Linked DNA regions of Homo sapiens: region 1 is linked to region 2. Evidence: chromatin contacts called from ENCODE Hi-C or POLR2A ChIA-PET data. All regions are on one chromosome and are shown on one strand. The core of a region is the stretch at or near the end of the contact, and the rest is flanking DNA. Distances in the headings are between cores, read along the strand shown.

Evidence for each region. Hi-C counts contacts between places; a loop is a spot of excess contacts on that map. ChIA-PET counts read pairs that join two places held with the same protein, here RNA polymerase II (POLR2A). Pooled maps may share reads with other maps.
Region 1: a map of endothelial cell of umbilical vein shows a loop between it and region 2 (4-fold over the local background). The contact joins two enhancer-like sites. A Hi-C loop is called at or near these places in 1 of 168 maps with a recorded cell type or tissue (endothelial cell of umbilical vein), 7 of 37 single-sample maps with no recorded cell type and 8 of 50 pooled maps. POLR2A ChIA-PET finds 5 or more read pairs at or near these places in 1 of 52 experiments (RWPE1).

What each region holds. Positions count from the first base shown.
Region 1 is chr10:88,106,218-88,112,164 of GRCh38, forward strand. No RefSeq gene overlaps it. Among named protein-coding and RNA genes, the nearest start is that of PTEN, 250 kb to the left of the region's middle. Within about 2 kb of position 2,179, at least 5 of the 41 ENCODE cell types and tissues checked have a DNase peak (open chromatin) inside an H3K27ac peak, as active enhancers do.
Region 2 is chr10:87,531,809-87,538,316 of GRCh38, forward strand. All of the region lies in intron 4 of MINPP1 (multiple inositol-polyphosphate phosphatase 1), which reads left to right. Among named protein-coding and RNA genes, the nearest start is that of MINPP1, 30 kb to the left of the region's middle. RefSeq lists a silencer at 5,432-5,481. Within about 2 kb of position 2,506, at least 2 of the 41 ENCODE cell types and tissues checked have a DNase peak (open chromatin) inside an H3K27ac peak, as active enhancers do.

The sequences.
Region 1 (5,947 bases), core at 929-3,428, 570 kb after region 2:
CAAATAGGTTCATTAGCTGTGGCATTGGGTAAGTTACAAAAACTCTTTGAGACTCAGTTTCTTAATTTCTATACAGAGAGTAATAATGTCTACCTCACTGGGTGTATGTGAAAGAACACTGCTAATCCAAAAAACGCTGTGCAATTTCAAGAGTTAAAATAACACTTGTAGTCCAATGCAGGCTGCAATAACTGAAATATTTCATATGCCTGTGTTCTTGCTGCAGAAGAACACATTGCAGTCATTTAAGATCACCCCCTTTCCCCACCCTAGAGTGCATTTAGGAAGGAGAGAAAGCAGAACTAGACCATGTTTGGTTAATGTCAAAGGGAAGTTTGAAAGCTACGAGATTCCAGGCAGTGGTAGAAGTAATGAAACCCCAAAGTCTCTCTGTGTTTCTTGCTGCCCTTGCTGTCTTGGAGGGGAATGTTACGCAGTGGAAATGGGACACTCCTAAGTTCAGAGGGAAACAGTCTTGACACAGGTGGTTCCCCAAGAACCTACAGGCCTCCAAGCCAATGGGCAAACTCCCCCATGGGTGGAGTGGCCCTTGTCTCAGTATCAAAAAATTGTAATCTCTCTGAGGGTAGGGACCCTATCTCTATTCACCTCTTTATCCAATGCCTGACACCTAGAAATCCTCAGTAAAAATCTATTTATTAATTCTGCCCCACCTATAAGACCGGCTCTGAACACTGAGAGTCAGCCTTGCGAGTGACCTACTTAAGTCCTCCTGACCCTCAGCCCCCATTGCTGACTGCAGCTAAGAAGAAATACCTTGGGTTGGTGCATATTTTGGAATAAAAATAGTTATAATGATAGTTATAGCTTAACCTATTGAGCGTTTACTGTGTGTAGGCACTTAGTACTTTACATATTGTAACTCACTGAATCCTTCCTTCTACCTTACAATAATAGTAGGTATAATGCTCATTCCGCAGAAGAGGAAACATGCTCAGATAGGGCAAGTAATTTGTCTAAGGTCACAAAGCTAAGAAAATGAGAAACCAGCTCAAAATTATTAAATCTGAACATAGATTTTCTTGGGAAATTACTGTTAAATTTCTCAAATAGATTGTAAGTGACCTTTAGAGACCTTCATTTCACTTACTTCATTTATTTATACATGACCCACCTAAGGCAAAGCATTTAGTTTCTTTAAGCGCAAGTTTCGTCATCTGAAGAATGGACAAATAATAATACCACCTCCCCCACCCCACCCCAGAGTTTCTGTGAGGATTAAATGAGATAATGCATATGCAGTGCCTGGCCCATAGTAGATGTTCAGTATATTTTTTACCATCATTTGTTAATTTGACAAGTAGTCAAATTAGTGATGCACATCAGAATCATCAGTGGAAACTTTTCAAATATTGAGGTCTGGGTCCCAAAGTGGGGTATTTTGAAAAGTTCCCCAAGTGATTCTGATTCACATTCCCTTATGAGAATCACTGCTGAATGTGACCAATATTCATTAAGGAAGCATTTTGCTCAAGGCATTTTGCTGTGTGCTAAGAGAGGTGTCAGATGCACAATAATGGCAAAAGTCACATAAAAATAAGTAAATTACTATGAGAGATGAGTGAGTCCTCCTGCAGCAATCAGGAAAGTCCTCATAGAGGCAATCACAGTGGGCTGGGCTTGAAGGCACAGCAGGGTTAGCTTGCCAAGAATGGTGGCAGGGCAGTGAGTGAAGGTAAGTGGCATGATGGTGCAAATAATGTCACTGGTGCCACTACTGGCTGGGACATGGAGTCTGGGGAGAGTCGGGAGATGAAGCCAGGTGGTTGGCTGCAGTCAGAGAATGGAAGCTCTTGGACTTCTGACCAGTTGGGTTTGCACTGCATTTAGAGGACCACGACAAGCCATTAAGATTTTCTGAGCCAGAGAGGGAAATGCTCAGAACTATCCTTTCACCTGTTAAGTCTGGCACTCAAATAAATTAGAAAGTATAGAACCCAAAGGCAAGAAATGAGCAAGGCCAGAGACATCTGTTGCATCAGCCCAGGCCTCAGAATAGGAGCTTGGACTAGGCAGGGTACTGACAGGTGGTTAGGCTAAAGGAACAACTATATAAACCTGGAGACTGAATTAGCTGTTGGGGGAGGGGTGGTGAGAGGAAGAAGAAGTGAAGATGACTTTGAGATTTGAGCCTGCGTGATGGGAAGAACAGCACTGTGACCAGAAAAAGGGAAGTGGGGGTATGAGCTGGGTGGGGGGAGGGAAGATGATGAGCTGAATGTGTTGAGCTGGAGATGCCTGGGCACAAGGTACACATATCTAGGAGTTAGGTGGCACTGTGGAGCTTAAAGGAGAGATCAGGGCTACACACAAACAAATAAATAGAACACAAAGTGAGTCAGCTGCACTGAGGGGTGTCGCTTCAGCCTTGGCAATGGTAGAACTCTGTGGGAAGGAGAGTAGAGCAGGGATTCTTAACCAAAGATCTGTGGATAGGATTTTTGTTTGAGGGTGTCTGTGAACTTTTTAACATTTTAAGCAGAATATTACTATGTATATTAAAAAGCCCACAATCTCATTGGATAAGTTACTCTAAACAAGGTTAAAACCTACTAATATATATATAGGAGAGGTGGGCTGAGATGCTTCTCATGGAATTTTCACATCGTAGGTAGGAACAAAATATTCCAGCCAATCTCTGCAGTCTTGACTGTCATACCTCAGACTGTGGTGGCTGTTTTATTATTATTTTTTTTAATCAGGGCCAGACTGTTTGGTCAAGATTGTCTTAAAAATGTTTCTTCTTTCCAAGATATTCAATGGGGAAAGAATAATCTTTCCACAAGTGTGGTGAGATAAGTGGATATCCACATGCAAAAGTATCCATCTGGACCCTCTGACTCTCACTAAATACAAAAGTTAACATAAAATTGGTCAAAGACCTAACTGTAATAGCTAAAACTATAAAACTCTTAGAAGGCAACATCCTCAAAGACATAATTTTTGTGACCTTAGTTTGGCCAATGATTTCTTAGATATGGCACCTGAAGCCCAAGCAACCAAAGAATAAACTGAACGTCATCAAAAATTCAACTTTTGTGTTTCAGGGACACTATCAAGAAAGCAAACAGACAACCCATAGAATGGTAGAAAATATTTATAAATTATATGTCTGATAAGAATCTAGAATATGTAAAGAACTTTTACAATTCAACAATAAAAAAATACAGTTAAAAATAGGCAAAGGATTTGAATAAACATGTATCCAAACAAAATATAAAACAGGCCAATAAGCACATGAAAATATGCTCAACATCATTAGCCATCAGAAAAATACAAATGAAAACCACAATGAGATACTACTTCACATTCACTAGAATGGCAATTGTCATCATGATCATCATCATCATCAGATAATATCATGTGTTGGCAAGGATGTAGAGAAACTGAAATCCTCTTACATTGCAGGTAGAGAGGTAAAAATGGTACAGCTACTTTAGAAAAACAATTTGGCAGTTTTTCAAAAAGTTAAATATAGAGTTACCTATGACCCAGAAATTTTGTTTTTAGGTATATAACCAAGATAATTGAAAACACATGTTTACACAAATAATTATATGCAAATATTTATAGCAGCATCATTCATAATAACCAGAAATAGAAACAACCTAAATGTCCACTAATTGATGAATGAATAAATAAAATGTGGCATATCAACACATATGGAATATTATTTAGCCATAAAGAGGAATGAAGTACTGATACATGCTACAACATGGGTGAGCCTTGAAAATATCATGCTAAGTGAAAAAAGCCAGACATAAATGGCAACATATTATATAATCCCATTTAAATTAAATATCTAGAATAGGTAAATCCATAGAGACAAAAAGTAGATTAGTGGTTGTCAGGAGCTGGGGGAGGAGAGGAGTTGGGAACAATAGCTAATGGGTACAGAGCTTCTTTTTGGGGTGATGAAAATATTCTGGAATTAGATAATGGTGATGGCTGCTCAAACTTGTGAATATACTAAAAACTACAGGTGGATTTTATGGTATGTGAAATTATACATCAATAAAAAATTTCTTCTGTCTTCTCAGTTTTTGGTTGTCCTTATTTGGGATGAAAATAATGTCCATTATCCAAGAAGAAGGAAGAGCATGAACAGTTACAGAGGAGGAAAAGTAAAGACAGTTGTTAGGGAATGGTAGATTTGGATGGAACATAGGTGTATGTATGGGAGAATCAGGAGAGGAAGCTGAAAAGGTTAAGTTAGGACCAGAATAGTAAGTAAGTTGGTCAGTCACTGGGTGAGTCACAAATATTTGAGGACTTACTCAGTGTCAGCCACTGTTCTGGATATGTGAACAAAAAGACCTGGTCCCCACCAACACAGGGTTGAGCAGTCTAGCTCTGGTGACATTAAACAAATACTTAAGAAATCATGAGGGTGTGAAGGGTGGGAAGTTGAGAGTGCCATAGGAACATGTTATGGGGGAGGCTACTTGGTGTGAGGGAATCCTGGAATGTTTTCCAAAGGAGCAGTTAGAGGTGAGAAGGGTCTAACTTGCTAGTGGATTTTAACCAAATAAGTAGGCAACTGGGAGCCCTTTAAAGGGGTCATGGCTGGTGAGATACATAATCAGAGCAGTGCCATAGGAAGATTTAGCCCGTCATGGTTCTTAAACTCACCATACAAGCCTTTTTGGGGTGGCAGTCTTGCTGAAACACCATGTACTGCCAGCAAAGCAGGGGAAAGACGAACCTTCCTCCAAAAGTGAAGGTTTGTGTGCTGTGTTTAGAGGACCTCTCTGGTATGCTTGCTCATCTTTCCAGAAGTTACTGGAGAAACGACACCAGTGACCTTTCATGAGAAGATGATGGACTAGCACAGCAGCCCTCTCTTCCTACTCATCATGGAAAGCAACTAACCAAGGGACTTTCTTGGTTTATTTATTTACTTTTTGGTCAGGCAGATAGAAAAGTCATCATATAGCTTCAAGTTTCAGGGTTACTTCTTCACCTTTAATTTGCCCCAATGGGAATTGTCAAAAAGAAGTAAATCATGACATATATATCCTTTAAGTGTGTGTGTGTGTACCTGTGTCAGGGAGAGTTGGAGAACAGAGCATTGAAAACAATATTGTTAAATACACACACTGTATATCATATATTAAATATTTGTTACATATATTTAACAGTATCATTCTCTCCTTCCCCACCATATATATATTCATTCATTTATCATTGCCCTTTCTTATAGAAAGGTCTCTAAGTTCTAGTCACAACAAGACTGAAAAAAGACGCAGAGGCTGAAAAAAGCAGAACTGCAGCCTTGAACCTCATGCTTTACTGACTGGCCATAGTGTTACCCTTGATGTAAAGACTAAGTTTTAGTTTTGATGTCCAAAGGTGAAGGGAGTGTTTGTCCTTCTGACCCGGAGCACAGCTTCCTAAAATTGTTCTCTTGACTCTTGGAGGAGGATCCACTGGAGTTCACTACTGGCCACTTCCACAGCAAGATATTTAAAAAAAAATTTTTTTATTTCCATAGGTTATTGGGGAACAAGTGCTGTTTGGTTACATGAGTAAGTTCTTTAGTGGTGATTTATGAGATTTTGGTGCATCCATCACCCGAGCAGTATACACTGCACACAATTTATAGTCTTTTATCCCTCACCCCCTTCCCACCCTTTCCCACGAGAGTCCCCAAAGTCCATTGTGTCATTCTCACGCCTTTGCATCTTCATAGCTTAGCTCCCACTTATGAGTGAGAACATAACGATGTTTGGTCTTCCATTCCTGAGTGACTTCACTTAGAATAATAGTCTCCAATCTCATCCAGGTCCTGCGAATGCCGTTAATTCATTCTTTTTTATGGATGAGTAGTATTCCATCATACTACTCACACCACAGTTTCTTTATCCACTCATGGATTGAAGGGCATTTGGATTTGTTTCATGTTTTTGCAATTGTGAATTGTGTT
Region 2 (6,508 bases), core at 1,256-3,755:
GAATTTCATGTCTAGACTTGGGTCCCATCCCCAAGATTATATATATGAAAATATTTCAAAATCTGAAAAAATTTGAAATCCAAAAGATTTATGGTCACGAACATTTTGGATAAGGAATACTCAACCTATACCTCACCTGACTCATGGAATTGTGATAATCAAGTGAGATAATACTTATTAAAGCACTTAGTATAATATGATATACAGACATGGTATTGGTATTATATGTGATAGTTCTCTGGCCCAAACATGTCCTTAATGTCTTTTTCAGATATTCACACACCCTTCCCCTCTACCACCCCTGCCCCCCTTGGCAATTGTCCAAATAATGAAAACAAGAGCTTTGTGAGACTTATTCTTTTCAAACTTTATGGCGTCATTTATTAAACTAACTTCCTTTTCATTGCAAGATGGAAAACATTTTTACTTCTTTTGGATGATTATGCCTTGTGGCTTGAAAGGAAAATTCATTCAACAAAGCAGCTACTATGTTTATATGTCAGGCAGTGATGACTGAGGCAAAGTCATTGCACTGTGGCTCTTACAGTCTAGAGAAAATAAAAACATTTTATAAAAGCCATGTATAATGATATAACTGTTTATGTAAGATTGTGAAACAATGTAAGAAGTTGAAAGAGAGAGTTTGACCCTTTAAGACAGGAAATCGTTTTGGCCACCGCCTCTTGTTCTAACTGAAGAAGGAATCAACAAACACTGCTCAGCAGTGAGCGATGATGAAGAAACTGGCAGATGGTTTCCTGGGACTGGGTATCTCTGTACTAAAAGACTGATGAGGATTTTAAAAGATGCTTATTTTGCTGAATTAAGATTAAACCTTAAAATAGGAAAGGAGAATAAAGTACGGTTTGAGACTTCTGTCAGGTTTCTCTCCTAAAAACAGATTGACTAGTGCTGTGAGAAGCACTTCTAAAGAAAATCAATATATGCTCAGCAAGGAGCAAGTAAGTTGTTTTTTGTTTGTTTGTTTTTAACTAATGGACTTTTAAAAGTAATTTTAGGTTCACAGCAAAATTGAGTAGAAAGTACAGAGAGTTCCTACTTACTGCTTTTCTCCACACATTGACAGTCAGGCACCAGTGTGGTAGAATAATAAGCTTTTAATAGAATGTTTATCTTTGTGTTTTTCCTGATCTCTTCTATCAAAACATTAGCCTTTTTTTTTTTTGTACATGACTTAAAATCCTTTTTTTAAATTTGGAATTAGAGTTTATAAGTGAGTATTTTGACATCCATATTTTCTGACAAAATGACTTTCACTTTCCCAAGTTCCCAGGCTATTTTTGCTTTCTCCATCCCACCCCTACCCCTTGTTAGAATGTTAGTATGTATACAGATTGGTTTTTTTTAATATTAACATTAAATCAGGGACATTCTTCAGTGCCACTGAATTTTTTTTTCAACATAATTTTGATAGCATGGTTTTACTTCATGGAAAAAATGGAAGATTGCAAATTGTTAAATTTTCAGTTAAATATAACCGGCCCTTGAAATTCAGCTCCTTGCATTTTATTAGGAACTTGATTTTTATTTTCCTTTTTGCACCATCACTATAGTAATGGGATTAAAGTTAAAACCAGCAAATTTAAGCAGATATTTCTATTTAAGCAGATATTTCTATTTAAGCAGCTGTGATTAGAAAAGCAGATTGAATTCACTGAAGAAATGAAGTATCTCCAGATTTTATTTTACTGTCTCCTTCCCCATATATCTGTTAATATAATCTTTTTAGATTCGAGGATTTCAACAAGTTACTTCATGTTTTCTCAAAGATTTATTTTGGGTCTATAATTACTTGCCTCGAGATCTTCCATTTTAAGTTAATTACTATAAAATATTTTTTACTGTTACTAAATACCTCAACTCTCAGTGTTAACCTTTTTTTTCTACCTTTTTGTTGGGTTTCAAATCATTGATATTTTCAGATTTCATAGTCTATAAGGTATGGCTTTTTAAAGCTGTGTAGTCCCATATTTTAACGTAAGATGGCAGCATTGAGATAAATGTGTAGTGACACCAAGTGATTTTAGTTATTTGGTCAATTAGCCCATTGTAACAGGGGAAACTTGCTGCTTTAAAGTTCTTAGAAATGTACGCCAATTCTAGGTGTTTTTGCCAACTTTTTGAAGTCACAGTTCCATGGAGTTTAGCCAGGGGTATCAGGAATCTTTTCAGTGCTAGGAATCTCTGTAGTGTTGAAAGATACTGGCTAAATATTTTTTTTTTTTTTTTTTTTTTTTTTTGGAGACAGAGTCTCGCTCTATCCCCCAGGCTGGAGTGCAGTGACATCGTCTCGGCTCACTGCAACCTCTACCTCCCAGGTTCAAGTGATTCTCATGCCTCAGCCTCCCAAGTAGCTGGGATTACAGGCACCTGCCACCATGCCCAGCTAATTTTTATATTTTTAGTAGAGAGACAGGGTTTCGCCATGTTGGCCAGGCTGGTCTTGAACTCCTAACCTCAGGTGGTCTGCCTGCCTTGGCCTCCCACAGTGCTGGGATTACAGGATTACAGGGGTGAGCCACAGTGCCCGGCCACATACTGGCTAAATATTAATAAGTAAAAGTTTATATAACTAGCCTGGCTGTACTCTGAATTCATATTCAAATGTCCAGCTGCCTTTTGAATAGACACTTTTTGACTATCACTAGATTGTAGGTCTACTAAGTAGTTATTCATTATTTCTGCACAATTATTTTACCTTTGTACATTTTTTTTTAAAACTATTCTTGTTGAATTGTATCCAGTTTTGTAAGAATCACTCTTAAATCTGTTGTCATATCTATTCTTGTCATAGTTGGAGAGTATACCTACTCTGTGCTGACCCCAACAGTAGAACCGGAAGGCAAATCTTGTTTCAGTTACTATTTTAAAAAAAGAAACCTCACACACACAAAACCCCACAACTTTTTAATAACTGTTAAATAAGTAGAATAGGCTGTTTTGTGAAGTAGTAAGTGTCCTATTTTAGAAATATGCTAGTTGAATCTGGATAACTGTGTCAGAGATTCTATGGAAGAAATGCTTCTACCACCTAAGAGGTTAGGAAATTATTTCATGGCTCCATAACTAAAGGCTCAGTTCATTTCAATTCAGCAAGCAGTTTTTGAGCACATACAATGTGTGGTCACAATGCTAGGCATTGGGAATACATAAACATGGATAAGAAGTTATACCCGCTACATCCAAGGGGCTCTCAGTCTAGTAAGGAAGATGTCTTAAGAAAGTAATTTAGTCAAAAGCGAAAGGATGCTTGGGAAAGTAAGTCATCTCTGCAGTTCATGGTAGTTGGAAATGGCTTCTGTGTGGATGTAAGATGTAAGGTGAGCCTTAATCATTGACACTGTAGTGTAATGGAATTTGCATTGGCATAGGATTATTAAAACTCAAATCCTTGTTCAGCGTTTCCTAACCAAAATTTTGTCATCTTTAAAATTCAGGTAATACTCATGTTTCAAGGTGTTGAGAAGGTTGAGTGGAGTTCTGTGTTCATGTATGTCTGTGTACCACACAAATACATGTAAAGACACATTTATCTTTTACTACTATGCTTTACACAATTAAGTATTTTATTAATTGTTATTAATACCATCATGACAATCATTCCAGGCAAAATTTGGCTAGAGAAGAATAAGGAAGACATCAAGGAAGAAGAGTATTGAGCAAAGGCCTATGTGGGAATGAAAATGTAAAATGCCCAAGTTAATTTGATGGTTTGAGTTAGACAGTGTTGGGAAATAAGCTGTTAGGGTGTTATCTATGCCAGAGAAAAACAGTATACTTTACCTGTCATCTAGATGCTGATTTAAAAATTTTCCTGGCCTGGCGTGGTGGCTCAGACCTGTAATCCCAGCACTTTGGGAGGCCAAGGCAGGAGGATCGCTTGAGCCCAGGAGTTTGAGACCAGCGTGGGCAACAGGGGTAATCCCTACCTCTACAAAAGAAAAAAAAAATTAGCCAGGCGTGGTGGCATGTGCCTGTAGTCCCAGCTACTCACGAGGCTGAGGTGGGAGGATCACCTGAGCCAGGGAGCTCGAGTCTAGGGTGAGCCGTGATCATGCCACTGTACTCCAGCTTGGGCAACAGAGCAAGACCCTGTCTCTAAATAAATAAATAAATAAATTAAGATTGTTCCTATTTCTGCTTTAGTTATTTGTGTTAATTTTAAATAAGTTCCATGTATTCTGAGGTTTACACTTAAACATCTCTCTCCTTAATTAGAACATAGACAAGTAAAGTCTATTGTTATTTTTCAAGAATATTTGGACAAATCTATTGAAATAAATATACAGCGTTTTCCAGGTTATCTTTGATAACCCACTATGTTCAGGTTATTTGGCTGGCAACAGAGGGTATATACAAAGATGAATGCATTGAAATTGTCTCCAAACTCAAAGTTTAGAGAACACTTATAATAGCACTAAAACAGATAAAAACAAAATTACTGAGAGAGAATTAATTTGAACTCTTTGGGGTTTGGTAAAGGCTTTATGAGGAGTCTTTGAAGTAGGCTACCAAAGACTTTTCTTTCACTAATCTCAGCATATCAGCTCTTAGTAATTGTTTTGATGTGTTTTTTAATAACTCGATTGAGGTATAATTCATGTAAACTGTACATATTTAAAGTGTACAATTTGGTCAGTTTTTACATATATATATACGCCCATGAAACCATCACCATAATCAAGATAAAATATCCATCACATCCAAGTTTCTTTGTGACCCTTTCTAATTCACTTTCTACCCCCATTTTCAGGTAACACTGATACACTTTCTGTCACTATACATTAAGTTGTATTTTCTAGGATTTTATATAATGGAATCATAGTGAATTTTTTTTTGTTGGGCTTCTTTCACTCAACATAGTGATTGTAAGATTCATCTGTGTTGCTGATGAATCTAATAGTTCATTCCTTTTTAAGACCAAGTAGTATTCTGTTACATAGATCCACCACCATTTGTTCACCTTTTGATGAACATTTGGTTATTCACAGTTTTAAGGCTATTGCAAATAATGCTTCTGAATATTTGTGATCTTTGTATGTTATGATTTGATTTCTTGGGAACCTACCTAATTAGATGGAATGGTTGAGTCTTAAGTAGGTGTATTTTTCACTTTTTTTTTTTTGAGACAGAGTCTTACTCTGTTGGCCAGGCTAGAGTGCAGCGGCACGATCTTGGCTCACTTCAGCCTCTGTCTCGTGGGCTCAAGCAGTTCTCCTGGCTCAGCCTCCCAAGAAGCTGGGATTACAGGCATGTGCCACCACGCCCAGATAATTTTTGTATTTTTAGTAGAGATGGGGTTTCATCATGTTGGCCAGACTGGTCTCGAACTCCTGACCTCAGATAATCCACCCACCTCAGCCTCCCAAAGTGCTGGGATTACAGGCATGAGCCACCGTGCCCGGCCGTCTTTTTCACTTTTTAAGAAACTGCCAAACTTTTCCCACCAATGTATGAGAGTTTCAGTTGTTCCACATCCTGCCAACGCTTCATATGGCAGGTCTTTTTAATTTTAACCATTCTAATGGGTGTGTAGTAGTACTTTGTTGTGGTTTTAGTTTGCATTTTCATAATGATTAGTGATACTGAGCATCTTTTCATGTGCTTATTTACATCTATATATCTAGTTTGGTGAAGTCTTTATTTTGTGTGCTTTTTAATTGGGTTATCTTTATTACTGTTTGTGTGTGTGTGTGTGTGTGTGTGTGTGTGTGTGTGTGTTGTCTAGGTACAAGTCCTTTGTCAGATTTATGCTCTATAGGAATATATTCTCTTAGTCTATGGTTTGCCTTTCTTAAAAAATATATATATATTAATGGACTGATTTTGCCCCATTATTGAGGCATTTCACCCTGAGTATTTATATGTACCCTGTGTATTTTGAGGTTTTCCCACTCTGGCTTATGTGAAAACTATTCTGTTTTTTTGTGTTAGCTTTGGGAATTTTTTTTCTTTTTTTAGACGGGGTCTCACTCTGTTACCCAGGCCAGAGAACAGTGGTGCGATCATAGCTCACTACAGCCTCAACCTCCCAGGCTCAGGCAATCCTCCCACCTCAGCTTCCCAAGTAGCTGCGACTACATGCATATACCACCATGCCTGGCTAATCCTTAAAAAATTTTTAATACATGGAACTTATTTTTATTTATTTATTTATTTTTATTTTTTTCTCACTGTGTTGCCCAGGCTGGTCTCCTGGTGGGCTCAAGCAGTCCTTCCCCTCTGCTTCTGGAGTCACTGGGATTATAGATAGGAGTAATCTGTAATTAGCTCTGCTAATTTTTTTTTTTTTTTTACCTATTCCTTTTCAATGTTTTTTCTCCGGGATTTGGATAGTTTTCTCATACGCATGTGCTGTTCAGTGCCAGCTGAAAATTTGAGGGAGCCCCTGCTGGTCTGCAGCACTCTCTTCTCAGGTACTCCTGCTGTGAATTCAGCCAGTGTGGCCTCCCTAAATTCTCACTCCCATCTCAGCTGCTCAGGGCGA